Regions from separate parts of the Homo sapiens genome. Here regions 2 and 3 are each linked to region 1. A link is a loop called in an ENCODE intact Hi-C map of the cell type or tissue named here. Cell type or tissue: sigmoid colon. All regions are shown on one strand. Each heading gives the region's core, and the rest is flanking DNA. Links, peaks and the distances in the headings are about the cores only.

Region 1 (10,801 bases), core at 2,775-7,774:
ACCTGGTTTTAACATTGCCCACTTTAAAGGAAGCAAGTTAGAGCAGATTGCACCTTGATCCCTTGTCCAAACAGGTTAAGAGATATTGCTGGGCATGTGAAGTTTGCAAAGGTGCTCCTTTGAGAGGTGCTGACCTCATGATTATAGTTCCCTAATTATAAGCTTTTTGCAAGAGGGAAAGTGTTTGGAGGGGTCTGAGTCTTATAATTGATGTTTGTGAATGCACGCCTCAACCCAGCATCTCTCCTCGTTGCAGACAACCCAGTGTTGGGTGCACATGATCTTCCTCCACCAGACTTAGGGGTTGATATCCAGCCAGGCAGTACCTACAGTGATGATAGGTGAGGGCCACCATGGGTCAAAACTAAGCCCATGCTACTTGCAGGAAGATTTGGAAAATGCTCACCTCGCTTCTTTTGATAATTAAGTCCCGCATTCATGAGGAATCCAATGTTTGCAGCCAGATTGAGCTGCCTGGTGAGATTCTGCTTGTTCTTAGAAGTCTTCTCTGTCTGACTTACTTTCTAGATCAGGCACAGATGTCTGGCTCCAAAATGTAGCCTGATTCATTCATCCATTCATTCGTTCATTCATTTATTCATCATTCATCTTAATCCCCACTTCCCTCCAAAATTCAAGTTTCAGTCCCAGAGTGTCTGACATGCCTCTGGGGTATAAGGCTTTTATAGAAGTCATGTCTTCTTTGTCTTTTTTATTTTGAGCATTGTGTATAAAGCTTTGGAAATAAAAGACCCTCCATGCCTGCTCTGTAAAAGACAAAAAAAAAACGTTAACAGAGAGACTCATCATGGTCCAGAACATTCTTCCACCTCACAGAGGCTGTGAGGCCACATGGGATAAAGTAGGTGAAGCACATGGCCTTTCTATGAAGGTGAAATGGCGACCAGGGACTTTCCTGAGATTCGTGGGCTCATGGTGGCAATAATGTAGCTGCTGTGAAGTTTCACGTCTGTGTTTTAGATACAGTAGAAATTTAACAAATATCCATTAAAAAGCATAATTATTCATTAAATTAGTGGCTGCATAAGCATCTCTTGAATAAATAAACAGCCACAGAGTGAATGAATACTGTAAATAACTATTTGTCAAATAAGTGCGTGGATATCTACTCACCGAATGACTTTAGACACAACTTGGCTCTGTTAAGCTTCCCACAGTTCTAGGAATTCAAGCTGAACTGATACAGTGGACAACTTTGAATCTAAACTTGTCAATGCATTGTGTTCGAACTGTCTGAATATCTAAACTCCCCAAGTACACAGTTGATGGAATTGACTACACAGAAATCTGTTCTCAAAATTCCAAAAACTTCCCCATAATTCTAGTTTCTGTGTCTAAAGATAAACCTCCCACTCATTTTTGCTATTCATTTTCTCATTTTTGAATGACCAGAAAAATGGTATCCTGGGTGGTAGGCATACTGTGTGTGCTCAAGGAATGAATGGGGCTTCATAAACATCTATTCCAAGAGCTATCAGTATTCATAAAGGAAACTCAATACATGACAAATGTGATTAGAAACGACTGTCCAATAATGACAAACAAGTTCTAATAAAAACAGACACAATCTTAACAATTACTTGAAATGCAGGTATTTATCAAACAGGGCAAGATTTTAAATGACCATATTGCATTAAAGAAATCGAACTGATGGAATTTTAAATATGCAGCTTGGCCATTTCACTTTGTTCACGCCTTCCCCCTCACCAGGCTCCTTGCAGAGAAATGGGGTGGGAGTGAATTTAAACAAAGAGCGTTCTAATGTGCCCTGAATTATTCACATTTTTTACCAATGTTATCTCCAGAGTTCAACTCTGTAGAAAAATGAGACCACAGTCTAGAGGAGAGTGGGGCAGATGACGGCCTCTCAGACTCCAATTGTGAGAAACAATGGAGAGACACACACACAGCTGAATACACTCTGCGTGGGTGGGAGGTGCGACTGGGCCCCTTGGTAACGGTCCTCAAAGGGATTACTAATGGAAACGTCCAGATAGATGGATCTATGGAAAAATATCTAACTGGGCAGGACATCGATGATTAGAAATCCTTCTCTTTCTCTCACTACCAATGCACTCATTGTCTTTCTCTATTTTGGGGACTTTAAACAAATCCTATGACTCTAGCCACAAGGCACCAGAATATCGAATGAAAAGCCCACCAGTTATTAACTTCCTGTAGAAGTGAAAATCGTATTTTTCAAACAACATCACTAATAACAATAATAATAACCTTGATAATTATCAGGACATTTATTCTTTTCTTTTGTCTCCATGATTTTAGTTAATTAATATAAAAATTCTTAAAAAGTTCTAGAAAAATTAAATGAATTGTTATCATCTAACATTTAGTAATTGCTGTCCATATGCCAGGTCTTGAGCTAAATATTGCACAGGTTTTATGGGGCCTGAAGATCAAATGTTTTGAGGACTCTTTTCAGGAAAAATAACACAAAAATTAGGTATGAAAGTAAATATTTATTGAGACTGAGAAGACTATAAATTTTATCAAGCTTTAAATACTACAAACGTTAAATGTTTCCAGAGTCTTGGAAAGAGCCTATGCAAGAGAAAGGCCTCAAAGCTTAAGCTTCATTGGCTTCAGTGAGGTGACCCTGCTTCTCACATTATCTGGAATTATATTACCTAACCCTCTTCACAATCCTACAAATTGGGTGCAACAATTTTTGTCATCCTACAGAGTAAGAGGCTATGGCTCAAACAGGTTACATCACAGACCTCACATTACAAAGCCAGGATTTGAACTGAGCCTTAAGACCAAAGATGACACAAACACACACACACACACACAATCCCTCACAGTGAATCTGCATCTAAATGACTCCTCTAAATGAAAAGATAAACATCTCATACCTATGAGTCAGAGTAGGAGTTTCTGGACTTGGGTACACGGGGTCAATATCCTAACAGTTATCAGCTTCAATTAAGATTGAAGAAGGAAGGAAAGGAGATGGGGAATAAAGAAAGAAGGGAAGAAGGAAGCGTGGAAAATCATGCCAACTCCCATTTTTTGACTATTAGCCTGTGCTTGGTCATGATGTCATAAAGCGAGTCACTGAAGAGAGACCTTTCTCGACTTAAAGGGAGGACCACATGGTAAGACGTCTCAGTGGTTGAGGACTAGCTATTGTTTCTATATTCTCCATGAGAGCAAGGTGAGCTTCAGGAATGAAGAAAGCTTCATCTTGTTCAACATTACTGCTCCAGCATGATTTATATTCTTTCTAAATCTTCATTGAAAAAAATGATTATTTAACTGAATGCATGAATGTGTGCATCCTCCAGTGGTTTTGCCCTTTATATTTGTGACATGAAGAATAATTGCTATAGAGTTAAGGATGGGCAGGCAAGGCCTTTTTTTTTTAAATTTTCCAGAGACAAACAGAATGCGCTTGTTCAGTTGCTGCATGGGTGAGGTTGGAGGGTAAAGAGGACCCAGGCAACAAAGATTCTGAGTGAATAAAAGACACCTTGTTATCCACTGTCTTTGATCTGCATGTCAGTTTCAAACCAGTCTGTGGTCATCCAGGTGGCAGCAAACAGCTACCTGGGAATGTCAGTGCACAGATTATCTCAGGTGTGGACATACTTTTTCAAGGGGATGTGGGGAGGATAGATGAGTGAGGCCAAGGTCAGTAGACAAGCTGCCCAGCCAGCTGGATGCTTTGTGTGAGCTTCCTGTTTACTCTGGAGCCCTGTGTCCAGTCATTGTCCTTCCCTACTGGGTGGACTTCCCATCTCCATGCACAAGAATTTGGAAAAAGAGAAAAATCAGAAACACAATTGTCCAAGCCAGGGTGGCTGGAAGCAGCATGGAGGTTTAGAAAGGGCACAGGCCTGGAGATCAGAGAGCGCTAGTGTGAGTTCCAAGGTGGGGCCTTGGGACTCTCATTTCAGCTCTGTAAGCTGTTATTGACTCATCCACCAGATGAAAATGATATAAACATATATATCACAAAATGGTTATGATGGCTGAATGAAAAATACATGCAAAGTGTATAGCACAACGATTGGTTCTTAGTAAGCATTAAAAAAACGTCATAGATACTACTAGTAGTATTACTAGGAGGGTAGTGGTGGTCATCATCATGGGAAGAAAAGGAGGAGAAGTTGCAGGCTGGTGGTGATGGTAGTTACCATATTAGCAGTAGTAATATCAAGAGGAAGAATTGCGGTAGGGTGGTGTTGATGGTAGTTGTAGTAGTAGGATCAGTAGGAGTTAAAATAGGATGGTGGTAGTGGTAGTTGTTGTAATACTGGTAATCATAGTAGCTGTAATACTATGCTGGTGTTAGGTATAGTAATGACAGTAGTAGGGGGAGAAGTTATTCCAAGATGATGTGGGTAGGTGTAGGAGGAGATGGAAGATGAGTCGGGTCGGGGTGGTAGTTGTAGTATTAGTATTAGAGGTAGTAAGAGGAGGAGGAGGAGTTGTAATCAGGTGGTATTGATGGCAGTTATTACAGCACAAGAAAAATAAGCTGGATTTTTAATAGAGTGGCAGTGGTGGCAGTTGCAGTAGAAAGAAGAAGAGAGAAGGAGGAAGAGGGGCATTAGTAGAGTGACAATGGTAGTAGGTGTAGTGTTCATAGGGGTGGAAATAAAAATAGTAAGTTTTAGAAATGGTAATAGTAGGCCAGGCTCAGTGGCTCATGCCTGTAGCCCTAGCATACAGGAAGGCCAAGTGGATGGATGATGGCTTGAGCCCAGGAATTGGAGACCAGCCTGGGCAAGATGGCGAAACCCTGCCTCTACTAAAAATATAAAACTCAGCTGGGCATGATGACACTACCTGTGGTCGCAGCTACTCTAGGGGCTGAGGTGGGAGAATCACTTGAGCTTGGGAGGTTGAGGCTGCAGTGGGCCCTGATCGTGCCACTGCAAGCCAGCCTAGGCAATAGGGTGAGACACTGTCTCAAAAAAATAAATTAAATAAATAAATAAATAAATGGTAATAGTATCATAAACTAATAGTAACAATAATGAAAATAGCCATAATAATATAGATAAGGATAGTAAGAATAGGTTTGCTACATGTGTGTCTCTTCTTCAGTCCATGCTGTCAAGATTCCCAGGATGGATTGAGTAGTGATTACTGCATGCCGGTTAGTTTTGAAAAATTTCTAACGTTATGAAATTACTAACACACACCCACACGCACACACACACACACACACACACACACACACACGCAGACAAGCTTGCCCTACAAAAATTAAATGATTTTAGATCTTCTAGGAGATGATCCTGGAGTCTACCACATGGGGAGCAGTGAGTTTTCTGAAGGATACACACAGGACACACACCTGAGTGTTGATGAATGCCCTGGTCTATTCATTAGCCTTGGCAGTAGTGAAAAGCTTAATCAAAGGGAAAGAAAGGAGGGATTGGCATCGATTTTGTGCCTACCCAGTACCATACCAGACATTGCCACTTGCCTCATTTACTCCTCTGCAGAACACCAAGAGAGAAGACGTTTATTCATGAAACAAAGGCTCAGGGAAGTGTGGAAACCTGGCCAAGCTCACACAGCTGGTACAAGGAGAATGGGATTCCAATGCAGGGTGATCCTCTTACCAGGGGCCTGCCCAGATTCCTGCAGCCCTCATTTCTCCCTCTTCTGAGGTCTGTGTTGGGTTACTGAGCACAGAAATCTTAGTACTTAAGGTTTTCTTACTAATTCATGAGTATTAATTTGTCCTCAGCTAGACTATAAACGTCTCAAGAGGAACCAGAGAATTATCTTTGTATAATACATGATACCCTTTAAAAAACAAAGAACTTTGTTGCTTAACTATGATGTGTTGGCAGTTGCCCTGAAGACGAAGTTATTTGTATAAATAACCAGAGGAAAATTGAACCAGTGCCTGGACATATTTTTTCTTGAAAGAAAACAGACATTGGTGTAAAATAGAGGTGGATTTAGATCCAGCCCCAACCCTTATTTTTTGAGAAATAAGAATAGCAAATTACATTGCTCCCCTGAGTCTAAGTGTCCACATCTCTAAAGCAGCCACATTTCTCTTCAGATGATTGGAAATAATCCAGTGATACATACAACTTGATGTCTGACAATTGACAAACCTAAGAGTAGCTATAGGCAGAGGAGGCACTGGAGCCCTGACTCAGCCATTTACTAGCTATATGAGCTTGGGTATGCTGTTAGTCACTCATTGCCTCAGTTTTTTAATCTGTAAAATGGAGTGATAAGAATAGGAGTTCATAGAATAAAACCTTTTTGAGTGAATACACATTTAGAGTATTCAGATATGTCTGACACACAATGATCAATAACTTCTAGGAAATAACATCAGTTATTTTTCATAATGATATAAGATGCAATGAGCACATGAGACAGAAAAATGTGCTTTACAGAAGAAGAGAAGTTGAGATGGGCCTTGAAACACAGGCTGCTTTCTGAATGGCTAGGAGGTTCCACACATTCCAGGCAAAGGAAACGGTATAGGCATGGCAGTGGGGAAGGATGTGGCCTTCCTAGAGGATTGGGAACAGATTTATGGATAATATCTCTTGTCCACATTATACCTCTGGGATGCTGGGATGAGAAGGGTGAAGCAGAAGTTGGAGGCGGCTTTCCTGAAGCATCTGGGATGACCAACCTCAAATTCTGACATTGGCAACATTCATACATTTATATTCGACTTACCCTCCATGGATTTTACTCTGCACACTGTGTACTGATTTGTCACTTTTTTAGGGTAAGATTATGTCTCTGAGTAAGCTGATTAGTGTTAGACTGATTGTTTTAAAATAACTCGAGCGGCATCTGAATTTATTTACATACATGATATTGCCTTCTATAAACACAGCTGTATGCAGAAAGAAAATTCAACGGTATTTTAGGAAGTTAAGCCAACAGTTTAGCTGTAATAAAGGCAGCTTTCTCATTCTGGTTTCTCTTTATTTTTTCTTTCTGGACTAAGTTTTTCTGCAAGGATTGAGCCTAAATGCTTCTGCCCAGAAAAGTCTCAGGGAGTGGGAGAGTTGACATTCTGCTGGCCACGGGGAACAGCCATCAGGAGGAGGCAGAGTGCGTCTTTTAGGGAGGTGACCTCTCCTGGCACCAATTCCAGGAAGCGAGGCCATGCTGGCTTTCAAGCAAATGTGGAAACAGTCATGAGTCTTAGGACCCTTTCATATTCTGTGCAGGGCAAGGCTTTTCTGATTTCGTTGGTTCCATGTGTATTTAGAGAACAACATTCTGTGTTGCCAGGCTCTGTGTTGGGCTCTGGAGATTCAGTGATAAAAAAGGAAGATGCAGACCCTGCCCTCATGAACCTTACACTCTATGGGTAGAGTCAGGTGATCGGTAAGAGGTATGAAAATGACTATGTAAATGCCATTATGATGAAGGCAATCACGTATTAGGTTGATGCAAAATTAATTGTGGTTTTTGCAATTAAAAACATAATTGCAAAAATCTTACTTTTGCATCAACCTCATACAAGGACATGCAATGGGCCACTTGATGGCAGGAAAGCAAGTGATAAGAGAACACTCCTCTGAAGAAGTGGCATTTACACTGAGAACTATGGGATGAAAATGGATTGACTAGGTGAAGAGGCAAGGAAAGAGTGTTAGCTTGAAGGGACGAACTTGGTGCATTCAAAGGAGGAGAAAGAGGACAGTGGGGCTGAGTAGAAGAGAGTGAGGTGAGGATGCAGAGGAAGTCAGAAGCCAGACCAATTAAGCAGGTGCGGGCTGTGCTGTGCATTTTCACTTTATCCTCTGAACAATGAGAATCCATCAATGGGTTTAAGCCATGGAGTGACATGGTCAGATTTGTGTTTCAAAATGACCAGAAGAGAATGGATTTGTAGGAGACATGAAAAGGGATGTGGCACATCCATCAAATGGCTACTGCAGAGGTGTAGGCAAGAGGGGAGGGTGACTAAGACAAGGGCAGGGGCAGTAGAGACAGAAATGGGCAGTCAGATTGAGACAGAAGTTGGGGATTTGATCAATGCAGCTCACGTTTGACTGCACGTGAGGAAAAGGAAATAACAGGTCCAATTAACATTTTTGTTTGTTTGTTTTTGACCTGAGTAACATTAGTGGTAGTGATACCACTCAAGGAAATGGGAGAAGATAGGAGAGAAGCAGGCTAGAGTTAGAATGTAAAAATTATGAGCATTCTTTGGCTTATGTAAAATGTATGATGATTATAAACTTCTAACAGGAGATGGGGGAAGACAGAGATGTATAGGTCTGAACATCCAAGACGGACTTTGGCTGGATATTTTGCTGGAAAGAGAGAAAGTAAGTATGCAAAACCATGAGAGTGGATGAGATTATGGAGAAAAACAGGACGAGGGTAGCAGCAGAAGCTTATGAAGATGTGAGTTCCTTGAAATCATCTCTGCTAATTCAAGACATTGCAGGCAGTTCGAAGTTCTGTCTGGGGAACAGGTGTCTGAAACAAGTTTTGTATATAATAGGATGGGACTCAGAAAAGTAAGCTGTGCACACAGACAATGCACCAATTCCAACAGGAGGATTTACACCATTTGTCCTCCTGATGTGTCACGATGCAGGGAAATGTCAGCTGTACATCCACAGAGGATTTATGTCAGCACTCCATCGCGGCCAGTTTTTGAAGCCCATCGCAGGAGGGATTTATTAGGCCCTGGCGCTAGATCACTTTTTCTTAGGATTTTGACTGCAACACATTCTTCTTTTGATTATTTAAGCTCTCGTTATTTTTTAGCCCATTGCCACAAAGTCTTCTGAGTAAAATGGAAGAGCTTCCTAGTGCCCAATAAGAGAAAGAAAATACAAGAAGGAAAATGTTGGTAAGAGATTAATTTTGCTCTAAAAACGCCTCCATGTGGACATTATCTTAGTGGAATTGCTTACAAAAATGTATTAGCTAACATCAAGAGGCAGTTTAGTGGAAGCCGGAATGGTCCCCGATCCCAGCTCTGTCACTTACTAGCTGTGTTTCCTGGCACAACTCACTTAACTTCTCTGTGCCTTCTAATCACATCTTTATATTAACATTCCTAATACATAGAAGCATTTCCTTAATGTTCACTCTCATCATTTTTATATCAGTTATAGGAGCCCAGGGCTGCGAAGGAAATCTCTATTTTGTCCATGATCATTTACTGATTAATTCAGTGGCTCCAGGCAACCAAGTATCTTGAACCATATTTTCCTAGAACAGAAAGAGTTTATTTTATTCAAAGCCCCCACAGAGACCATAAAATTGCTGCTCTAAAATATGAGAGAAAAAACCCCTTATGTGCAAAGGTATTTATCACAGCATCGTTTATGTTACAGAAAAAGCGTAAACAAATTAAATTTCCAATAACTAAAAAATGGTTAAATAAAATTTGGCCCATTAACTTGATGAACTATTAAACAATTAAAGTTACTTTATGTGCATGTGAATTAGTATATGTACAAATGTACTTTATGTATGCCAACATGTTATTTTTGCTAAAAAATAATTGTAACTGGGCATGAGAGAGAAACACTAAATGTACATTGTTTATTTCTGTAATTATTGAATGTTATTGAGTAGTGGGATTTATTTTTTTCTTTATATAAAGAAGAAACATATAAAACATATAAATACATAAAGAAGATCATTCTAAAAATACAACTTGTTTTTGACACAGAACTTGTAATTTTAGAATCATCTTTATTGAGGTAAAATACATATATGTAATAATAGAATATATACATATTTATAATAGAATTCATAAATTCTGAGAGTGTAATTCATGAGTCTTCATAAATGTATCCAGTCATATAGCCATCTCCACAATGGGCATTTCCACTCCCCCGTGTAACCATCTCCATAATAAGGCATTTCCACTACCCTGTGTCCTCTTTTTCTCCCTCATGCTTTTTGCGTTTATTCCCTCCTCCCATCTCAGTCCTGGAAAAACACTGATTTACTTTCCATAACATTAATTTTATTGTATTTAGAATTTCATATAAATGGATTCTACTGTCTGGTTTTTTTTTTTTTTTTTTTTTTTCTGAGGCAGAGCCTCACTCTGTCCCCCAGGGTGGAGTGCAGTGCAGTGGTGCGATCTCGGCTCACTGCAACCTCCGCCTCCTGGATTCAAGGGATTCTCCTGCCTCAGCCTCCCGTGTAGCTGGGACTACAGGCGTGCACCACCATGCCTGGCTAATTCTTGTATTTTTAGTAGAGAGGGGGTTTCACTATGCTGGCCAGGCTTGTCTCAAACTCCTGACCTTGTAATCTACCTGCCTCGGCCTCCCAATGCATGCTATATTTGAGTCTGACTACCTTCAACTAACATAATACTTTGGACGTTCAACTACGCTATTGCATTTATCAATACTGTGTTCCCTCTTATTGCTGAGTAATAATCCATTGTATGGATCTATCACCATCTATTCACCAGTAGACAATTGTGTGAGTTGCTTGTAGTTATGGGCCATATTGAATAAAGCATCTATGAGATCTACTTGATTTACTACTCTATAAGCAGTACTAGTCTTTGCATGAACATAAATTTTCACTTAACTCTGGTAAATACCTAGGAATGGGATTCCTGGGTTATGTACTAAATGTATTATGTTGGTGCAAAAGCAATTGTGGTTTCACCATTAAAAAAAATGTATGTTCCAATAGTTCATATGAATGTATGTTCCAATAGTTCCACATCCTCACCAGCATTGGTATTACTTGACTTTTAGCATTTTGGCCATTTTAGTGAATTGCATAGTTGTATCTTTTTGTGATTTTAATTTGTGTTTTT
Region 2 (10,801 bases), core at 1,976-6,975, 80 kb after region 1:
CTGGGACAGAGTCTCTGGTAGATGGCTAAAGCAGTGTCAAGAGGGAAATTTATAGCACTAACTGCCCACATCAGAAAGCTAGAAAGATCTCAAATAGACACTCTAACATCACAATTAAAAGAGCTAGAGAGCTGAGAGCAAACTAATCCAAAACCTAGCAGAAGACAAGAAATAACTAAGATCAGAGAAGAATTGAAGGAGACAAAGACATGGAAAACCCTCCAAAAAAATCAATGAATCCAGGAACTGGTTTTTTGGAAAAACTAATAAAATAGTCAGAATGTTAGCAGGACTAATAAAGAAGAGAGAAGAATCAAACAGACGCAATAAAAAGTGATAAAGGGTATATTACCACTAACCCCACAGAAATGCAAACTACCATCAGAGAATACTGTAAACACCACTATACAAATAAACTAGAGAATCTAGAAGAAATGGATAAATACCTGGATGCATACACTGTACCAAGACTAAACCAGGAAGAAGTCAAATCCCTGAATAGACCAATAAAAAGCTCTGAAATTGAAGTAGTAATTAATAGCCTACCAACCAAAAAAAAGCCCGGGACCAGATGGATTCACAACTGAATTCTACCAGAAATACAAAGAGAAGCTGATACCATTCCTTCTGAAACTATTCCAAATAATTGAAAAGGAGGGAATCCTCCCTAACTGATTTTATGAAGCCAGCCTCATCCTGATACCAAAACCAGGAGGAGACACAACAGAAAAAGAAAACTTTAGGCCAATATCCCTGATGAATAACAATGTGAAAATCCTCTATAAAATACTGGCAAACCAAATCCAGCAGCACATCAAAAAGCTCATTCACCATGATCAAGTCAACTTCATCCCTGGGATGCAAGGCTCGTTCAACATACGCAAATCAATAAACGTAATCCAGCACATAAACAGAACCAAAGACAAAAACCACATGATTATCTCAATACATGCAGAAAGGGCCTTTGATAAAATTCAACATCCCTTCATGTTAAAAACTCTTGATAAACTAGGTATTGATGGAACATATCTCAAAATAATAAAAGCTATTTATGACAAACACATAGCCAATATCATATTGAATGGGCAAAAGCTGGAAGCATTCCCTTTGAAAACCAGTACAAGGCAAGGATCCCCTCTCTCATTACTCCTATTCAACATAGTATTGGGGGTTCTGGCCAGTACAATGAGGCAAGAGAAAGAAATAAAGCGTATTCAAATAGGAAGAGAGGAAGTTAAGTTGTCTCTGTTTGCAGATGACATGATTTTATGTTTAGAAAACCCCATCATCTCAGCCCAAAAACTTCTTGGACTGATAAGCAACTTCAGCAAAGTCTCAGGATACAAAATCAGTGTGCAAAAATCACAAGCATTCCTTTACACCAACAATAGGCAAGCAGAGAGCCAAATCATGAATGAGCTCCCATTCACAATTGCTACAAAGAGAATAAAATACCTAGGAATACAGCTAAGAATGAATGTGAAGAACCTCTTCAAGGAGAACTACAAACCACCACCCAAGGAAATAAGAGAGGACACAAACAAATGGAGAAACATTCCATCCTAATGTATAGATAGAATCAGTGTTGTGAAAATGGCCATACTGCCCAAAGTAAAGATTCAATGCTGTTTCTATCAAACTACCATTGACATTCTTCACAGAATTAGAATAAACTATTTTAAATTTCATATGGAATCAAAGAAGACCCCGTATAGCCAAGAGAATCCTAAGCAAAAACGACAAAGCTGGAGGCATCATGCTACCTGACTTCTAACTATACCACAAGGCTACAGTAACCAAAACAGCATGGCACTGGTACCAAAACAGACATATAGACCAATGGAGCAGAACAGAGACCTCAGAAATAGCAACACACATCTACAACCATCTGATCTTTCACAAACCTGACAAAAATAAGCAATGGGGAAAGGATCTCTTATTAAGTAAATGGTGCTGGAAAACTGGCTAGCCATATGCAGAAAACTGAAACTGGACCCCTTCCTTATGCCTTGCATAAAAATTAAGATGAATTAAAGACTTAAATGTAAAACCCAAAACCATAAAAATGCTAGAACAAACCTAGGCAATACCATTCAGGACATAGGCATGGGCAAAGACTTCATGACAAAAATGCCAAAAGCAATTGCAAAAAAAAAAAAAGCAAAAAAATGACAAATGGGATCTAATTAAACTAAAAACCTTCTGCACAGCAAAAGAAACTGTCATCAGAGTGAAACAGGCAACCTACAAAATGGGAGAAAATTTTTGCCATCTACCCATCTGAGAAAGGTCTAACACCCAGAATTTACAAGTAACTTCAACATTATTTCCAAGAAAATAACAACCCCATCAAAAAGTGGGTAAAGGATATGAACAGACACTTCTCCAAAGAAGACATTTATGTGGCCAACAAACATGTGAAAAAAAACTCAACATCACTCATCATAGGAGAAATGCAAATCAAAACTACAATGAGATACCATCTCAAGCCAGTCAGAATGGTAATTATTAAAAAGTCAGGAAACAATAGATGCTGGTGAGGCTGTGGAGAAAGAGGAATGCTTTTACACTGTTGGTGGAAATGAAAATTAGTTTAACCATTGTGGAAGACAGTAAGGTGATTTCTCAAGGATATAGAAGCAGAAATACCATTTGACCCAAAACCAAAGGAATATAAATCAACTACTATAAAGACACATGTACACATATGATTATTGCAGCACTATTTACAACAGCAAAGACATGGAACCAACCCAAGTGCCTATCAATGATAGACTAGATAAAGAAAATGTGGTACATGTACACCATGGAATACTATGCAGCCATAAAATGGAATGAGATCATGTTCTTTGCAGGGACGTGGGTGAAACTGAAAACCATCATCCTTAGCAAACTAACATATGGAAAGAAAACCAAATACCACATGTTCTCATTCATAAGTGGGAGTTGAACAATGAGAACATGGAAACAGACAGGGATACAACACACACCGGAGCTTGTTGGGAGGTAGGGGATGAGGGGAGGGAACTTAGAGGACAGGTCAATAGGTGCAGCAAACCACCATGGCACATGGATAACTATGTAACAAACCTGCATGTTCTGCACATGTATCCCTTTTCTTTTTAGAAGAAATAAAACAAAAATCCACAAACTAAGATAAATATAATTTTTATATTATATCCAAATATACAAGTCGTTCTGACATATTAATAAATAAAAGACACACTAAACAATGGGAGGAGGAAGAGGGAGTAGTTCAATGACAAATGAAATTCAAAGAATAGAAAACCCAAACATTGGATAAAAATATTCCCACCATTTTCCTTGTTGTCTTACAATGCCTTCTAGGACTTAACACCAAACACTGAGGTCTGTCTCTAGACTCGCTGCTGTTTCTGTGGTCTACTGCTGGTCTCTGCGACTTCATCACAATGTTTTGATACTCTAAACCTGTGCTGTCTGGTGATGGGTCACCACATGGGTCACAATGACATGTAGCTATTTAAGTTCAATTAAAGTAAAAATTAACTTCCTCAGTCAGTCTAGCTATATTTCAAGTGCTCAGTAGCCACATGTGACCCAAGGCTACCATATTAGAGTAGCATAGCTAGAGACCATCTCCATGATTGTAGAAAGCTCTGTTGGACAGCACTGCTTAAATGTATAAGTCTTAGTATCATTATAATAGAGCAAGTCTCCTTTCTTTCTTTCTCCTCTTTAAAATTGCTTGGGCTCTTTACTTTTCCAAGTAAATTTTAGAATAAGTAATCAGGGAAATGTAAATTAAAACAACAATAATATTCCACTCTATGGCAAGAAAAATGAATGCATTACATGCATCCAAATAGAGAGACCTGAACATAATGTAAATGCGTGAGAAGAGCAAGTCGCAAAGTGTGTGTGTGTGTGTGTGTGTGTGTGTGTGTAGGTGTGTAGGTGTGTAGGTGTAATGCCATGAAATAATTTAGATGAAACTTAAAAACACACCAAATAGCCATTCTATTTATTTTTCATGGATCATAATAACAGTTAATAAATATTAAGCATTTATTTTTTTCCAGGCTCTGCTCCAGACACTTTAAATGTATCAACATTTGATGATTGCACATACAGTTGATTTACTATCCCCTTTTTTATTTGACTGAGACAGAGCAAAGTTAAGCAACTTCTTCCAGGTTACTCAGCTAGTTGTTACAGAGTTGGAGCTGAGAGCCAGGCTGGCTTCCAAGTCTGTGCTCATAAACACGGTGCCATCCTGGATTCAGACCAAACGACACCAAACATGGAAAGGGATGTTTCTAGACGTGGAGAAAATAAAATAGAAATGGTCTTTGGGGCTTTACCTTCTATATAATATATTTTAGAGAGAGAAAGAGAAGAGGATCAGGGAGAGAGAGAAAGAATGGGATATCCAGCTACTCGGGAGGCTGAGGCAGGAGAATGGCGTGAACCCAGGAGGCGGAGCTTGCAGTGAGCCGAGATCGCGCCACTGCACTCCAGCCTGAGTGACACAGTGAGACTCCGTGTCAAAAAAAAAAAAAGAAAAAAAAAAAAAAAGAATGGTACATCCACAGAAAAGACAGGGGAAAATGTTAACATCGGTCAGATCAGATTGGCCAGTATATGGGGGTCTATCACTTTTTGTTTGAGTAAAACATAAAATACTTTTTAAATTAACAAGTTAAAAAACAAAGGTTATATTAATGGGTGGCATAAGGCTTCCCAGACTTGCTTTTGATCTGTAGTTTGCTAACTAGACTTCTATGTTGCCAAGCGTCACCACTCTCGCTTTGCAGAGTGAGATGTGGAAGTTGAAGGGTTTTTGAGGGGCAGCTGAGAGGGACACAGAACCAGGTGAAAGGAGAGACTGCAGACGAGGTGGTTGGGGTACACCAAAGGGAGGAAGCAGCAGCTGTAGGAGGAGTGGGGTCAAGGATGTTTACAAGAGACTTCCAGAAACCCTGTGGGGTTTGATGTAACCCCCTCTTCCGTTTCCCCAGGAAAGCTTCAGTCAAAGCTACACCACTTTCCATTTCTTCAGCTGTCAGATACGGTTTTCTTTTGGCACGTGGAGAAAAGTTGAGACTTGCCTCAGAGGGACCATGGCCTGGACAGCTGACCAAGTGGGTGCAGTCGTGCTCAGGGTCTATATCCACATAAAGTGACTCTTCTGGGTACCTAGCAGGCCTCTAATGTGGCATCACTGCATCCCACGGAGGTCTCTTCTCACCCGAGGCTTTCTGTCATCTGATGAGCTAGGTGCTCAGGTTTCATGCCCATGTCACTGCGCTCCAGTGGCTGCCAGGTAGCCTCTCCGCCCCAGCATCACCACAGAGAGGCTCTTTGGCTGTCGCCCTGATGCCCGCTCACGTGTGGGGCTTCTTGCACAATTGCTGTCCTGGGAGCAGACAAGTGGGAGTGGCAAGGTGGGGCCCACACGGGCAGGTCTGGGGCAGCTCAACCGTGTGAATGGCAGACAGCCGCCAGGCCTCCAGGAGCTGGGGAGCTGGGCTGCTGCAGGACCAGCGGGAAGGTGGGAAGGCAGGATAAGTTGGTGGTGAAAGGGCCTTTGGAGGGAGGTCCACACTGCATCCTCTGCCTACTGTGAGCAAAGGACCCAGCCCCAGCCTGCTGATTTATGGCTTCTCTTCTGTGAGCTCATCAGTGATTTTGGAGCAGGTTCATAAGAAGCAAATGCCTTGTAAAGGCACAGTCTAGCTCTGGCTCTGCCACAGCCTCTCCTGGGAGCGAAAGGAGGTTTCCCATTCCTGGGGCGTGGTTGGCCTGCACTCCCCTGCACACCAACAGCAGGCCTCACGCCACTTTGCAGAAGCCGGAGACAGAGCTGTGTGGCTGGGCTTCAACATGTGCCAACACGCTATTTACAAGGCGAGAAGCTCTGGAGGAAAATGATAAAATGTTGTTTTTTAGGATATTTTGCAATTACATTAAGCCCTGTGAGCCTCAGTGAAGAATGCAGCACTGTGAAAGCTTCCAGACCTTACCAGACAGGGATTTGGGGCCAGCTGAGAGGTGATACCACCTGTCATCATTTGTTCTTTCTTCTGCCTGGGCTACCTGCTCCCGGACACCTCTGTACCCTAGCTCGAAGCTTTGTCTCATATTTCAGGATCCGCGCAATAGGCAGGATCAGCTAACCTATAGAACACAGCCTCTGGGTTAGACGAAACTCAGTGAGGACTTGTCTTAGTTCAGGTCCTTGGTCCTTACATTTTCTGAGCTTCAATCTATTCATCAGAATGGAAGCCCTCCCTGCTTTGACGAGTTTCTAAAACTGGAAATAAGAGTATTTTCATGTAATTAGCCTTCCTCATTAAATCTGTTAAGGACAATCAAGGACATTAGTTAATTTCCAGTTCTTATAGTAGTCCACATATTGTAGAGTCAACCATGAATTGTTCCTATCAGTTTGTTTTATTTAGTTATGATTAATGAAATTATCGTAGATAGGCACATGTGTTTTTAAAGTCACTTCTATCTCAAAAAATAAATATATAAAGAAAGAGATGAACTACACACACACACACACACACACACACACACACACACACACATCAAGTAGTACTGTGGGAAAATAAATAGGCTCTAGACAGACTGACCTGGGTCCTACTAGTCTTTCTAACATATCTTGACTTTGTGATCTTGGGCAAGTTGATTAACCTCTCTGAATCTGCTTTTGTTTATTCTGGAGACAGTATGCACAGTGATTAAGGGCTTTGACTCTGGAAGCAGATGATCTAGGTCTGAATCTCAGATCCATTACACACTCACTTATTTGTACCTCCGTTTTCCTGGTTGTAAAATGGAAGTGAGACTAGTACTTATCCCACAGAGATGCTGTGAGGACCAAATGAGCAAATGAAAACTCACATGATATAAAGGGCTTAAATGGTTGCCTAACACATAGTTATTAAATGACTGCAACATGGGAATAATAATGGAATCTACTTTAGAGGGTTGCGGTGAGGATGAGATGAGACAATGCACGTGAAGTACACAGCTCAGAGCCTGACACCCAGGTGCTGGTTACAACGGGAGCTGTTGCGGCTGTTATTTTTCCTTCAGGGAAGGAAGCAGAGAAGTTGGACTATGCACAGGTCACACTGCACACTCCTGTGGTGTACTGAGATCCATTCACAATTCTACATCACCAGGATCTAGGGATATAGGGGGGAGGGTGGACACAGAAGCGTGGGAGGAGAGGTGCTAGTGTCCCGGGAGAAGGGTCCAGAGAAGGCCAGGCTCTGACAGAGAGAGAAGCTGCAGAGGCCACAGACAGCAGCTACCTGGGAGGCTGTGCTTATGCTGCACCCAGTGCAGGACCATTTTGCTGATCTCCCTCCTGCTGCCAAATGTTCCAACCAGAGCTCTTTGATCCACTGCCAGGCCTCGGGCAATGGAGCCAAGGTGTGTCTGGATTCATGCAAGGCCCTCGGGTGAGGGACTGTCGATCCCGACAGCCATGCCAGCGCAGGGCCAAGAAAGAATGTCCTGGAAGGGTGGGGATGGGTTGGGCTTTCTGAACCCTCCCACCTCAGGAAGGCAAAAGACACAGATCACAGGCAGCAAGGGGCTGCCATTTCTGATGCTTATACCCTCCACGGTGGCTACAGGAGCCCGCACCAGCAGTGGGAGGAGCAACATTCCAGAAGCTGGTAATGATGCACCTGGGTGGGTCCCCATGACCAGCAAGTGCAAAGCTCCCATTGACAGGATGAGAAAGCAAAGGCCAGAAGAGGTCAGGGAATTTTCCCAAAGTCCACGTTAAGGGAGGGTAGACCTTTCAGTCACTTCATAGTTTCATTTCTCAACCTTGGCACTGCTGCTATTTGGGGCTACATAATTATTCGTGGTGGGGTCCGTCTCATGCATTGTAGGATATTGAGCAGCACCCCTGGCCTCGACCCACTAGATGCCAAAAACACTTGGCAAACAAAAATGGGGTGACAAACAAAAATGTCTCCATGCATGGCCCAGTGTCTCCTGGGTGCAAACTCAGGCCTCAGCTGAAAACAAGCCTCTTGGTGAATTGAATGCTACAGAAACATTAATTGAGGTCCAACTGCATCCCAGGGGTCTAGGCTAGCCACGCACATGCATTATCCTGTTTAACACTGACAACTATCTAGGGAATAAAATTTCTATTTTCATTTCTATCTATGCAGCTTCTCTCTGCACCGATGCAGAAACTGTGCCTGCCAGATAGTAATGATCCAGCCGAGGGCACCAGGCTACAATTTGCAGAACTGGACTGAAGAATGGCTGACATAGCCAGCTGCAGTGGCTCATGCTTGTAATCCCAACAGTTTAGGAGGCCAAAGCAGGAGGATCACTTGAAGTCATGAGTTCAAGACCAGCCTGAGCAACATGGCAAGACCCCATCTCTATAAAAAATACAATAATTAGCAGGGCATGGTCGCACATGTCTGTAGTCCCAGCTGCTTGGTAGGCTGAGGCGGATGGATCATTTCAGCCCAGGAGGCAAGACTGCAGTGAGCCATGAGTATGCCACTGCACTCCAGCCTGGGTGACAAAAGAAAAAAAAAATAGAATGGATGATATAAACTTTATTGTTTACTGTGGGGTTGCGGTGGGGGGAGGCGTTAGTTCGTTCTTCTTTCTCTCAATACCTTTACAAAGTCTCTGTTTCAAAAGAGAGCGCAGATTATGCCTGCTACCCCAAGTCCTGAGTCAGAATTCAAAGGCAAATATGGTAGGGTGATGAGGCAGAAAGGACTTAGGCAGCAGGAGAGCTGTGATTGGTGGAAGGGGCAGGCAGGAAGAGTTTGGGTTTGGAGACACTGGTTGCTGAGTCAGAACTCCAGCTCTGTCATTGCCTGTGTGACTTTGGGCAAGTTACATGTGATTGTTGGAGCTTCCATTTCATTTGCTAAATAATTGGGATCATAATACATACAACGTGGAGTTGTTAGGATGTCACGAGAGAATGCACAAGAAGTAAGTACTCCCGAATTGAGCTATTATCTACCTCAAAGGATTACTGGAGAAATAGAAAAGGGATATAAAGAAACACAGCAAAGATGCTTCATAAAAGGTAATTATTATTATTGTTATGAACACCCTTTGAAATTGGTTATTCATTTTCTGAAAGCCACTCAAAGATTCCGTTCGTATCGCAGAAGAATTGGATAAATGATTTCTTTGATAAACTAGCTTTTCACCTAGGGGATCTGGTTTGCTGATCCTACCCAGATTAGAATGACTGAAAATCAATTTGATTTGACAGCTGTGGAGAAAAGGAAATGCACGTACTAACTGTCAAGCAACGCAGCTCCTCGGTGCGGATACAAAGCAAGGCACGGAAAGGGTCCTGCTGTCTGGGATCTTGCTGCCTGGTCACCCATCACGGGTGACAAGATCCGACCTCCTTCCTGCTGCACTGATGCCCCATGGGCCAGCAAATGCCCACCAAAGGCCAGGCACTGAGGTTCTGGCCTGTTTCTCTGCTTCTGGGGCCTGGCCTTGGAGACTCACCCTAGACTTGCAAACTCTTTCAAAAGTGTTCTTTGTTCCTATGTAGCACCCATAGCAATCACTCAAAGACAGAAATGACTGGGGTCTGAGAGCTGCAGCTGCAAGAAAGAGGAAGGGAGATGAAAGGAAATCCCGCCACCTGCTCCTTGCCACAAGAATAGATGACTCGAGCCCCTGCTCCCTTTTGGCCTCCCCTCCACTGAACCCCCATTTCTGGATTCCCATATTCTTCCAGGTCTCAAATGCTCCAGGCATGTCCAACTGCCAAACTCCTGAAATGAAACATCCTCTGAAGTCACAAGGCATAGATTGGGCCACTGTAGTCCTCCTGTGACCCCAGGAAAGGCCCCTGGCCTCCTCAAGCCTCAGTTTCCATGTTTGTCAAGTGGGGAGAATAAAGCAGCACTAGCACTGCCTGCCTCATGGTTCTACTGTAAGAATCATGGGGCAGGTTGAAGGCAGAGGGACTTCCTCGGCTCAGTGTGCCTTCAAGTGGGAGCTGGGGAGTATTAGCCATGTTCCAGAGCACTGCAAATGCGCTCCTTTAAGAGTAGAGACGCTACCTGTGGACCTCATTTTCACTGTCATTTTTCCATGTGTTCTGATTTTGTCCTATTTGCCACAAGAGAGGGATGGGGTTCTCACTGCGTCAACTCCACAGAGGGCTGTTCTCCCTGAGTTTTTAGCATAAGTAACCCAGGACCCAAATGAGGAATTTGGGTGTTTAGAGGTCCTCTTATGGGTTTATTTTGAACTAGCTGCTAAGAATAATCATTAATCATCATGAAATAAGTAAATTGTGGGATGCCGCCCATGCAGCCTGCCATATGGAGTTGCCACTGTTAGAAGCAGGATCTTCTCACAGCAATATCTGCCCCTGGAGAAGGACATCTGCCATTTGCCTTTTTTGTTTGTTTGTTTTATTCCCTCCTCTCTCTCTCTTTTATCTTCATATACCATCAGTTTCTTTCCTAATCAATAAGCCTCATGGACCATCTACTATTATCTCAGTTTGAGCTATTTTGCTTATTTTTTTTTTAGTACAAACTACCTGGAATTCCTACATACTACTTAGCCTATATTTAAAGCCAGATCCTTCTAAACATGCCCTCCAAGTTTGAAGAATATCCGTTCAACCAGTTTTATTTACACAAAAAGAGAGGCTTGTTTAATTTATAGGGATATGTATTGTAACTATCTGTCTCCACCCTAGAAAAAATGCTGTCCTAGACAGCCCTGGACAAGTTGCTGAACTGTGTTCCAAGAAAGTGCTAGTTACTTGTCA
Region 3 (10,801 bases), core at 2,661-7,660, 130 kb before region 1:
TTACTTTCAACGTTTTTTTAATTGAGTGCATAATATTGCTATAAAATAGCCGTTTAGATAATGTGGTCAGCCTGCTGGCTTATGGATGTGTCTTCTCGGTTTCAAAATGTCCCCTTCTCCTCCTCCTACTCTGACATGGGCCTGGTTTCCCATTAAAAATGCTGGCAGCTTGAAAGTGAGGACGGAAATGCAGGCTGAGCTCCTTCTCCCAAGTTATGCTTGGTACTGAGTCTTTCCTGGAGCCCTCACAGTCTTGGAGGGAAGTGAAGTTGTCAGCTGATAATCATTTCCAACAATTGTTGGCCAGAGAGCCACTAAGTAAAGGATTAAATGTCATATTTTCATATTAAATATATAAGAAAAAAAGAAGGATTTTCTCCAAGATGGTAAATACCTTTCAGTGAACCAAGATAGGGACATGAGGTTGAAAATTTGCCCATGTTCTATTCTAGTTCATGGAAAAATATGGATAAAAGGAGGTCCCCGATGGAGGTTGAGCAGTGGATGGAAAGGCAGCTAAGCTGGACATGGTTATGTGGGGTGGGGAGGGGAAAGACAAACCAGAGGCCGTCTCCACGCCCAGCCCTCTGCGGGATGCCTAATCCTCACTGCATAAATATTTGCTGAATGAAAGTCAGTTGTTAACATAGATATGTTGATTTTCTTTCCAAATAGTTTCTGTTGGCTCCCTCTTTGATTTGTTTTTTCTTGCACAGATTCAACGTGCTATTGAGTAGTTGCTGTCCTGGGTTTTGGGGGCCATGGGAGCCCTGCAGACAGCACATGAACCAGGCAGCCCTGTCCACACCCCTCGTGGGCCTCCCAGTGTGGCGATAAAGAAGGAAGAGGCTGGGCACGGTGGCTCATACCTGTAATTCCAGCACTTTGGGAGGCCGAAGACGGTGGATCACGAGGTCAGAGATTCGAGACCAGCCTGGCCAGCATGGTGAAACCCTGTCTGTACTAAGAATACAAAAAATTAGCCAGGTGTCGTGGCGCATACCTGTAACCCCAGCTACTCGGGAGGCTGAAGCAGGAGAATTGCTTGAACCCAGGAGGCGGAGGTTACAGTGAATCAAAATTGCGCCACTACACTCCAGCCTGGGTAACAAAGTGAGACTCAAAATAAATAAATAAATAAATAAAAAGGAGGAGGAAAGCATTCAATGAGCAGTACATGTCATGAGTGGTTTTGTAAGGAGTGAGTGATGCTGTGGGCACCAGCATGTGTCTGATCCAGACTGAAGGGGACAGAAAGGCTGACATTTACTCAGAAGTCTTTGAATCTGAGAACCCTAGGGTGGGTGAGACTTGATCTTTGATCAGGGACCCTTTGTTTCTCACTGGAGCTACACAAGCAGCCACCCAACTGCTCAATTTGCCAGTCAAGGGTGATTCTCCCTACTCTGTGGCCATCATTGCTTTACATTAAGTCCACCCCTGGTTGCTCCACCTGACAGACTTCTTTGTCAGGCTGTGCTGTGCCCCTGGGATATTAGGGATGCACACTGGCCATCAGGGTCACGTATTACAACTCCATCGCTCCCGGGCACCCTACGGCTCCTATTTTCCCAGGACTTTCTGCTCCTTCCAAGTTCCCCCAGTGCCTCCCTGAATGCCCTTGCATGAAGACTTCTCCTCCTAGTCTTCCCAGCTCCTCCTTGGCCTCCCTGTTCCTCCCTCTCCAATAATTTCCAATATTATGACTCCATCCTATTGCACCATCCTCTTTTCTTCAATTCCTTCTTGTCATTCTTCCCCAATACTCTCCCCAGGACACCCATCCCTTCTAGTTCTCTTAGCTGCTCCCATTTGCCTTAGCCCCCCATGACTTCTCAGAGACTGTCAATGTTACATAATTGCTCATTGAAAATAAAAGTGTTATGTTCACATAAAAATGAGTAAACTATAAAGCAAAGTATGAATTAAGGTTATTTTTGTTTTTGTTGTATTACATTGATGAATGCCAGAAACCAACTTGAGCCTTTTAGGCAAAACAAAGTAAATTTATTTGAAGGATCAGGGTTACCTCCTGATACCCAAAGAAGGCTTAAGTTTGGACTTCATATTTTAGGCAATGGGAAAATCACCCAAGATTTATAAGCAGAATGGTGTGATCAGATGTGGGCTTAGAAAGACCATCTGGGCCGGGCGCGGTGGCTCACGCCTGTAATCCCAGCACTTTGGGAGGCTGAGGCGGGTGGATCATGAGGTCAGGAGATCGAGACCATCCTGGCTAACAAGGTGAAACCCCGTCTCTACTAAAAATACAAAAAATTAGCCGGGCGCGGTGGCGGGCGCCTGTAGTCCCAGCTACTCGGGAGGCTGAGGCAGGAGAATGACATGAACCCGGGAAGCGGAGCTTGCAGTGAGCCGAGATTGCGCCACTGCAGTCCGCAGTCCGGCCTGGGCGACAGAGCGAGACTCCGTCTCAAAAAAAAAAAAAACAAAAAAAACAAAAAAACAAAAAACAGAAAGACCATCTGGCTCCATTGTGAGCCTGGGTTAGGAGGCACCAGATAACAGGAAGGAGGGAGTCAGGAGCCTCTTGTCCAAGTGACAGAGTGATGGGGACTTGAGCTATGGAATTTACATTGGCACCAGGGGCAGGTGGATGCAAGAGAGACTGAAGAAGTCTTCGATGAGACATGAAAGGAGGGGTAAGAAGTTAGTCAGGAGGACACCATGGATTCTGGCTTGGACCACAAGGTGGAGGATGGATCATGGATGGAAATAGCAGGTTTTTAGAGAAAACTGATGAGTATTATATTGTTTGACACACAATGAGCTTGCAAGGCCTAGGAACTAGAGAGGAAAGAATCCTTCAAGTCACTGGCATCTTATAATAAGGATGTCACTTGTCAGGGAGGATTGTCCTTATGAAGTCAAACTCAAAACTCCTTTGTTAACCTCGTGTGTCCAGCCATGTGGTACCTGCCATGAAGAACACCAAAGACGAAAGGGCCTAGCCCCTGCCAAAACCATCAGAAGTGGTTGACCAACACAGATTTGACTTGGCATCCTGCTTGGGGACATGAGTTGGAGGTTGATGTAAGATCATCATATGGGGAACTCCCTTCTGGTGCAATTGAGATCACTGAAGATGACCTTGAGTCTATGACAGTTTCTTTTCATGTAGACCCATGGAAGAAATGTCTCTCTGACCTCAATATCCGGAAATTCTGTGCTTTTCCTAGTTTGATATATCTTATGAGCAATGCAAACTTTGTAACTGAAGATGTATGCTTGCCTTGAAAGCTAGCTACCTCTGAGTCACATTTGCACTCCACTTCTAGAATTTGCACAGGATGATAGAATTCACAGTTTCTATGCTAATATTACCCTGATCTTATTTCTCTACTCTTATTTTCTCATTCGAACCAATTCCTTCTTTTTATTTTTTGTGTGTTTATTTTTCAAAACCATCTCAAGTCCACCAGGCAATAAAAGAAACAAGGGAGAGAGGAAGGAACTTTCTTTTCTGTTAAGAAGAACTAGTTTAGTCTACAAGCAAATTTAGTGTAAGTGAAATAATTTGAAAAAATACAAAGCAACTTAAAGTGGGACAGTGTAATCAGAGTTGAAAGAAAGGAGAAATTGTGGGGGGAATGCTGAGCTTTTTTAAAAGTAGGGTTTTCATTGGGGGATGACTCTAAATAGTTGAGTTTTTTTTTTAAAAAGAAAGCAGAGCAGGAGCAAGTCTTTTGAGTTTCTCCAAATCCTGGACATCTGACACCGAGCCAATGCTTATATTAGCTAAAAAGGCTTGGCCCCTGTTCAGTCTGATCAAAAATGAATTAAGTGGATGCTTATAAACGGGGTTTAAAAGAGGACACACACACCACACACACAGACACACACACATCCCACGAGTAAAAATAATAATTATAGGCTTTTAATAGATGCTAATTTAGTGATAACAACTTTACATAGTTAGAGTTGTTTATGCCAAGATCTAACAGTAGCTGACTTGGGTTTTTACCCATGAACCACGAAGCCAAGTGGCATGTTCACTTGCTATCTCATGGCGCTCCACTCCTCCACGTCCACCACACCCATCTAACAACTCCAACCAGTTGCTTTGCTGTTGGCTTGATGCAGGCTTGGCTCAGGTGAACCCCCGTTGCTGGGACCTGACCTGCATTGCTAAGCGTCACCTCCCAGTCTTTCACTATTCACCGGGTTGTGTTTTTTACTTGTCTGCGAAGGGAACATTAAACACCTATGATGAACATTCAGTTAGTTGGGGTCCAGATTTTCCTTTTCTCATTTCCTTCCCTCTGCTAAAACCTTAGCCCATTTTATTTCCAGATAGGTGAAAAAAAATTATCTCTGGAAAGGACCTATTAGAAATAGTTAGGACAAAGGAGGAAGTAAAATTCCAGTCAATGATCCTACTAGAAACTTGAGCAAGGGAAACAGCACTCTGTGCACTGGGCAGCCCCTTGCTTCACCTAAGCTAGAATTGTCCACAACCTATGATTGTGCAGATACAGAGACACACTATTTGAAGGCTTGGGTTTTAGTTCAATGGATCTGTGTCCCAAATCCAGCTTCCTTATTTTCTAATTATGTGACATAAGGCAAGCTCACTTCAAGCTTCTGAGTTCAGTATCCTCGTTTGTAAAAGAATGAGAATGTTTTTAATAACTGCATTGTCGTATTATTATGAAGATTTGATGTCATGGTGAATACAATTAAAGTTCTATGACAGTGCCTGTTACATGGAAGCTCCTCAATTAATCACAGCAAATATTTCTCTATGATGCACCAGATACTCTGCTCAGCAACTTCCGTGGGATGTTTGTTTTATTATTACTTTTATTAGAATCTCCCCCGAGTGAGCTCTAAGAGGAATATCCCAAGGCAACAGTAACTGCTCAATAAATATATGTTAAATGAACGACCAGTTTTATTTAATGCTCAAAAGAACTCCAATAAATTTAGTACTATAAGTATCCTCATTTGTCTGTTGGGGAAACTGACGCACAGATAGTCAAATAACTTGTGCAATACTGTGCATGGCTGGACAACGTCAGCATAAGGATTTAAATGAAGGCCTCCTGGAGCCTCCAGCCTTACCCACTGCAATCTACCAGCTCTGTAAATATTTTTATGGCAGAAGAAGCAATCCCGATGGCCTTCTCCAGTCTTCCTTCCTACTCTGCCAAATGTTGGCGTTCACACTATCCCTGGGGGAAGCCCTTCTCCAGGCCTAGCCATCAATAAGACAGTGCCTGGATTTAGAGCCTGTGGGTGTATGCTGGGGACATAAAACAGCACACGCTACATGAAGTCCTAGGAACGATTCGTTTGACACCAAAGCCATGCAGGGGAGGAAGCTGTGAGCCTATTGGCGGGCCCCGGCTTGCTTCTGCGAGTTGTTTGTGAGACAGTGTCTGGCCTCCATCCATGACATGTTCACCGGAGGCTCTACGCCAAGACTGGAAAGGGGGAAAAAAAAAAAAAAAGCCTCTTCCTGACACTGTGGTCTTGCACCCTTTGGGCTTTGCAAGAGGCTGAGTAGAATGAAGTGCTGAAAAATGCAGGCCGGAGATGGTGAGGGCAGAGGCAGGAAAGAAAGAAAATAAAACAGAGATGGTTTGGGGCTTGTGATCCCCCTGCTGCTACTTTCCCTCTATGCTCAGATCCCTGGCAATCTTTGCTGTTGTTGTTCTCTTTTTCTTTTTCTCTTTCTTGCCTTCTCTCTCCAGCTTTATTTCATTCTTTCTTGCCTATTTTTTACTTTTCGTCTTTCTTTTTCCCTTTCTTGCCTTCATTTTCTTTCTCTTTAAAAATTTTTTTTTCTCTTTTGCTATCTCTCCCCTTCTTTGCTTGTCTCTTTTTGTCTTTCTCTCTGTGTCTCTTTCTCTGTCTCTTTTTCGCCATGTTTCCTTCCCGCTTTTTAAATTTTTTTTTCCCCTTGAAAAATTCAGAACTTTTCTCAAAGTCCTTGCAGTCTAGGGGGACAATTAGAAAAAGAAGAAGACAACTACCGAGAGACTGAGGCCCCCTGTAACAGTGCAGGTTCCAGCAAGAAGCAGCTGTTTGATGATTCTGTCCTGCACAATTGGCTGGAGTCCTCACCTGAGCTTTGCTGTTTATTCTTTGTAAGAGATTGAACATTTAACATGCTTAGACTTACACTTTCCTTTATGTCTTTTCGTGATCCCTTTTCCTTTTGGTACCTGCATTCTAGGTTCATGAAAACGAAGTGAGACCAATTCCTTCACCATCATTCTCTTCCCAAACATAGCAGACATTAGGTGTAACTCATTCAGTTTTATGTCCTGGCCAACCAGTTCTACTCTGAGAGGGAGGCACAAGAATATGGGAGGAAAGTATCCCTGAATACACCATCCATTCACTCACATATTCCCTCCACAAATACGGATTGAGCTCATACTCTCTTCCAGGCATTATTCTAGAAACGGGAGATACAGCAGTGAACAAGGCACAGAAACCCTTGCTCTCAGAGCTTCCGCTGCTCTTACAAAAGAAGCTAAATCTGCATGTGATGGCGAGAGACATATTGGACAGCTGAAAAAGCAGCCTCTTATCTCACTGAGGTTCAAATAGCGAAGGACAATGAGGCTTTCGGTCTGGTGTGCTGGAGAAATGTAGTTTGCTATAATTCAGGGTGGTTGCCTCTAGGTTTGCAAAAAGAGCATTGTCTCGGTTCTCCCCATCTGCAGCCAAACTGTTTTCTGTCTTTTAGCAGGGTCCTGTGTTCTCTTAGTAGCATTAGGAAATGATGCTCCCTAATCAGACAACTGACACTGACTAAGGTCAGCTGAGTTCTTAGCTCCAGGTGACATGCCTGGAATGCACGTTCCCTTTTTTTTTGGGACAGAGTCTCACTCTGTCACCCAGGCTGGAGTGCAGTGGCACCATCTCAGCTCGCAGTAACCTCTACCTCCCAGGTTCAAGTGATTCTCCTGCCTCAACCTCCCGAGTAGCTGGGATTACAGGTGCCCACGACCATGCCTAGCTAATTTTTATATTTTTAATAGACACGGAGGTTTCACCATGTTGGCCAGGCTAGTCTTGAACACCTGACCTCAGGTGATCCACCAGCCTTGGCCTCCCAAAGTGCTGGGATTACCGGCATGAGCCACCGTGCCCAGCCCCTTCCCAGCTCTTATAGTCACCATATGAAAGTGACACTTTAGTTCATTTTACAGATGAAGAAACTGATGACGCTCACAGTTGGAGCCCTTCTCACTGCATTCTCACATTCAGAAGCTTCTAGGGAATGCCCAGTCTTGCTTCATTTTTCTCAAAAAAAAAACCTTGGCTGTCCTGTGACATTCCAGAAATAGCAAGACCTCATATTTTTAAAAGCCAATACATTTTAAAACTTGAATTTATGTTGGAAATACTTGAGGTTCTTGAAAATATATGAAAACCCGGTGCCCTGTTTCCTAGACCTGGAATAGGACCCTGAGTCTGATACAGAGATCTTACTTTGAGACAAGCTGGTATGCAGCCTCATTTGCTCCCCAACTTCACAAGGTACAATTGACAAAGATTGTATATAGTTGGGCTGGGCACAGTGGCTCACTCCTGTAAGCCCAGCACTTTGGGATGCCAAGGCAGGCAGACTGTGTGAGCCCAGGAGTTCTAGACCAGCGTGGGCAAGATGGCAAAACCCTGCGTATAAAAAAAAATTTAAAAATTAGCCTTGGGTGGTGGCACATGCCTGTACTCTCAGCTACTCAGGAGGCTGAGGTGGGAGGATCACTTCAGCCTGGGAAGCTGAGGCTTCAGTGAGTCACGACTGTGCCACTACACTCCAGCCTGGCTGACAAAGTGAAAACCTGTCTCAAAAAAAGTATATAGTTAAGGAGTACAATGTGATGTTTTGATATACCTATATATTAGAAAATGATTATCACAATCAGGGTGAAGCTAATTAACCTATCACCTCACACAGTTACCTCTTTTGGTGTGGTGATGACATTTAAGATCTATTCCCTTAGCAAATTTCAACTCTACAGTACAATATTACTGACAGTTGTAGGAGGTCAGGTCCCTGCATGGCCTTGACTGCCCCAGCTCTCCCTCCTTCTGCTTGCAGTTCACAAAATAACTGTAGAATGTATCGAGAAAATGCAACCTCCTGAGATGTTAAGGAAGTGTCCAGAACAATCCGGTCTTTCTACCTTCCTTTGAGAACAGGGGATTCTGCAATGCTTGAACACAGCAAGCCAAGTGGTACACAGGGTGTAGAACCTGGAGTGAAATGCTTTCAGGGTCCCTCAGCTGCAGTGGGCCCAAGCAGACTAGAGTCCATCTGTCCTGGGCTGCTTTCTTGAACCTTGAGGGAGTGGCTCGCCATTGAGCCTAGGCTCCCGTTTATCTTTCCTGCCTATGTGCTATACCTTTGCTTTTCCTGACTTCTTGTGCAAGTGTTCTGTCTCACCAGACCAGACCTAAGAAGAACTTTTGCAGCCATCGTTACCATGCTGTGCATTAGATCTTCAGGACATATTAATCCTGCCTTGCAAAAACTTTGTTTTCTCATTTTACCCATCCTCAGATCCTGGCAATCACCATTCTATTCTCTGCTTCTATGAGTTCAATTTTCAAAGATTTCACATATAAGTGAGATCATGCAGTATTTATTGTTCTGTGCCTGGCCTATTTCATTTAGCATAATAGCCGGTGAATTGATCCACATTGTTGCAAATGGCAGGTTTTTCTTCTTTTTAATTCCATTGTAGATATATACAAAACATTTTCTTTATCCATTTATCCATTGATAAATGACACTTAGACTGACTTCATATCTTGCCCATTGTGAAGAGGACAGCCTCCACAACAAAGAATTATCTGGCCCTGAATCTCAACAGTGCTGAGGTTGAGAAACTCTGGTTTGTATCAAGGGGAAATCTCTCCAATTTAGGTGTTAGAGAAATATCTCTGGCAATGCTGTGATAGACTGAGAGAGAGTGAGACTGAAGGCTGAGAGGCAAGTGGTAGAAGCCAACTGTGAATATCTGGCAGATCTTTCCTTGATTGAATTAACACAGTTCTGATATTTAAGGCCTTCGTGCAAAGGCGCTGTTTGGATATCAGGGTCTTTTTCATGGAGAAAAAACAGCATTTAGGATAATGATGGTCTGTATTAGTATCTAGAGCCAAGTTACACATCTATCTTTTTGTCAGTTGTTTATTGAATACCTGCACTGTGTTGGGACCCGAAGACACCATGAGAAACAGCTATGGCCTACCTTCATTGAGCTTACAGTCTAGCCTGGTAGGTCAGGGTGATTTTTCCAGTATAGGATCTGTCAGAGCAAATGCATTTGGAGGTACAAGTGATCCACTGAGAAGTGCTGAAATAGCCTGAATTAAAGCTTGAATCTGGGCTGCCAAAAAGAGCCTTTGGCTCAGCACCACATTATTCTAATACTTGGGGTGAATAACGCACCATATCAAAGAGCCCTATCCAATTTAAGAACCATCTTATACTATTGTGCAACCCAGTTATAACTATAAGGTCTCCCAGTAGGATAAAAAGATAGGTAGGTTACCAAGTCTTGATTATATCAAAAGAAGGTAAGACATTGCAGTGGCTGGTAAATTTTTCCTTTGGGGAAAAAACACACACTGGAGCCTGTCAGAGGGCTGGGGAGGGGGAGAGCATCAGGATAAATAGCTGATGGATGCAAGGCTTAATTCCAAGGTGATGGCTTGATAGCTGCAGCAAACCATCATGGCACACATTTACCTATGTAACAAACCTGCATATCCTGCACATGTATTCTGGAACTTAAAATTAAAAAAAAAAACAAGCAAATAAATAAAGTGTTGTCAGCATTCATCAAAAAAAGGCAGGAAAAATAACGACTGTTTCTTATGTACCTACTATGAGTCAAGTACTGAGCTAGTTACTTCACATATAATATCGAATGTAATACCACATAACTAGTACTTACATGTGGCAGATGTCTATTTAATGTTTACACCAGTCCTGTGTGATAGCTGCTACTAGTGGACCATTTTACAAATCAGGACTCTTAAGGAATGTCGTGAAAGAGGTATAAAAAAGAGCTGGGTCCTAGCACTTTGGGAGGCCAAGGCAGGTGGATCACCTGAGGTCAGGAGTTCAAGACCAGCGTGCCCAACATGAAGAAACCCCATCTCTACTAAAAATACAAAAAGTAGCTAGGGGTAGTGGCGGCCATCTGTAATCCCAGCTACTCGGGAGGCTGAGGCAGGAGAATCACTTGAACCTGGGCGGCCAAGTTTACAGTGAGCCGATGTAGTGCCAGTGCACTCCAGCTTGGGCAACAGACAGAGACTCCGTCTCAAAACAAAACAAAAAATGAACAAAAAAGAGCTGGGGACCTGTGGTGTGGGCTGCACGTAGTGACTTCCAAAGAGTACAGTGTTGAAAGAGGGAAAAAGAGTAACTTTACAGAGGAGAAGCATAACAAACACCACCAGTCAGGTGGTCAAATTTAACATCAAGGTTAGTTTATAGCATATACTTCTGATACCATCTAATAAAAATGGCACTTTTCCCTATGGTCTTCCTTCCCAAAATCCATAACTCCAGTCTAGTCATGAGAAAAACATCAGATAAATCCCACTTAAGGGAAATTCGGCAAAATCCCTGATTAGTCCTTCTCAAAACTGCCAAGGTATTCAGAAACAAGGAATATCTAAGAAAATGTCACACCCAGGAGAAGCCTAAGGAGGCGTGACAACTAAATGTAAAGTGAGATCCCAACAGGACCCTGACAGGAAAAAGGGACTCAGGTAAAAGTTAAGGAAATCTGAATTAACTATG

Evidence for each region. Peaks named below come from ENCODE experiments on the same cell type or tissue, not always from the same donor. Only the 100,000 strongest peaks of a DNase experiment are listed, where the experiment ranks them.
Region 2: a loop joins it to region 1, with 5 times the contacts of the local background. A loop is called at or near these places in 1 of 110 quality-filtered maps.
Region 3: it touches region 1 in a loop (7-fold over the local background); 1 of 110 quality-filtered maps calls a loop at or near these places.

Annotation. Positions count from the first base shown.
Region 1 is chr16:79,924,840-79,935,640 of GRCh38, reverse strand. No RefSeq gene overlaps it. Among named protein-coding and RNA genes, the nearest start is that of LINC01228, 100 kb to the right of the region's middle. In sigmoid colon, for the core only: no CTCF peak of the experiment used is centred there; a DNase peak (open chromatin) is centred at 5,580; H3K27ac peaks cover 973 bases.
Region 2 is chr16:79,843,934-79,854,734 of GRCh38, reverse strand. No RefSeq gene overlaps it. Among named protein-coding and RNA genes, the nearest start is that of LINC01228, 22 kb to the right of the region's middle. RefSeq lists an enhancer at 9,330-9,449. In sigmoid colon, for the core only: no CTCF peak of the experiment used is centred there; DNase peaks (open chromatin) are centred at 4,234, 5,404 and 5,754.
Region 3 is chr16:80,052,964-80,063,764 of GRCh38, reverse strand. All of the region lies in intron 1 of LOC105371357 (a long non-coding RNA gene), which reads right to left. Among named protein-coding and RNA genes, the nearest start is that of LINC01228, 230 kb to the right of the region's middle. In sigmoid colon, for the core only: no CTCF peak of the experiment used is centred there; a DNase peak (open chromatin) is centred at 5,364; H3K27ac peaks cover 776 bases.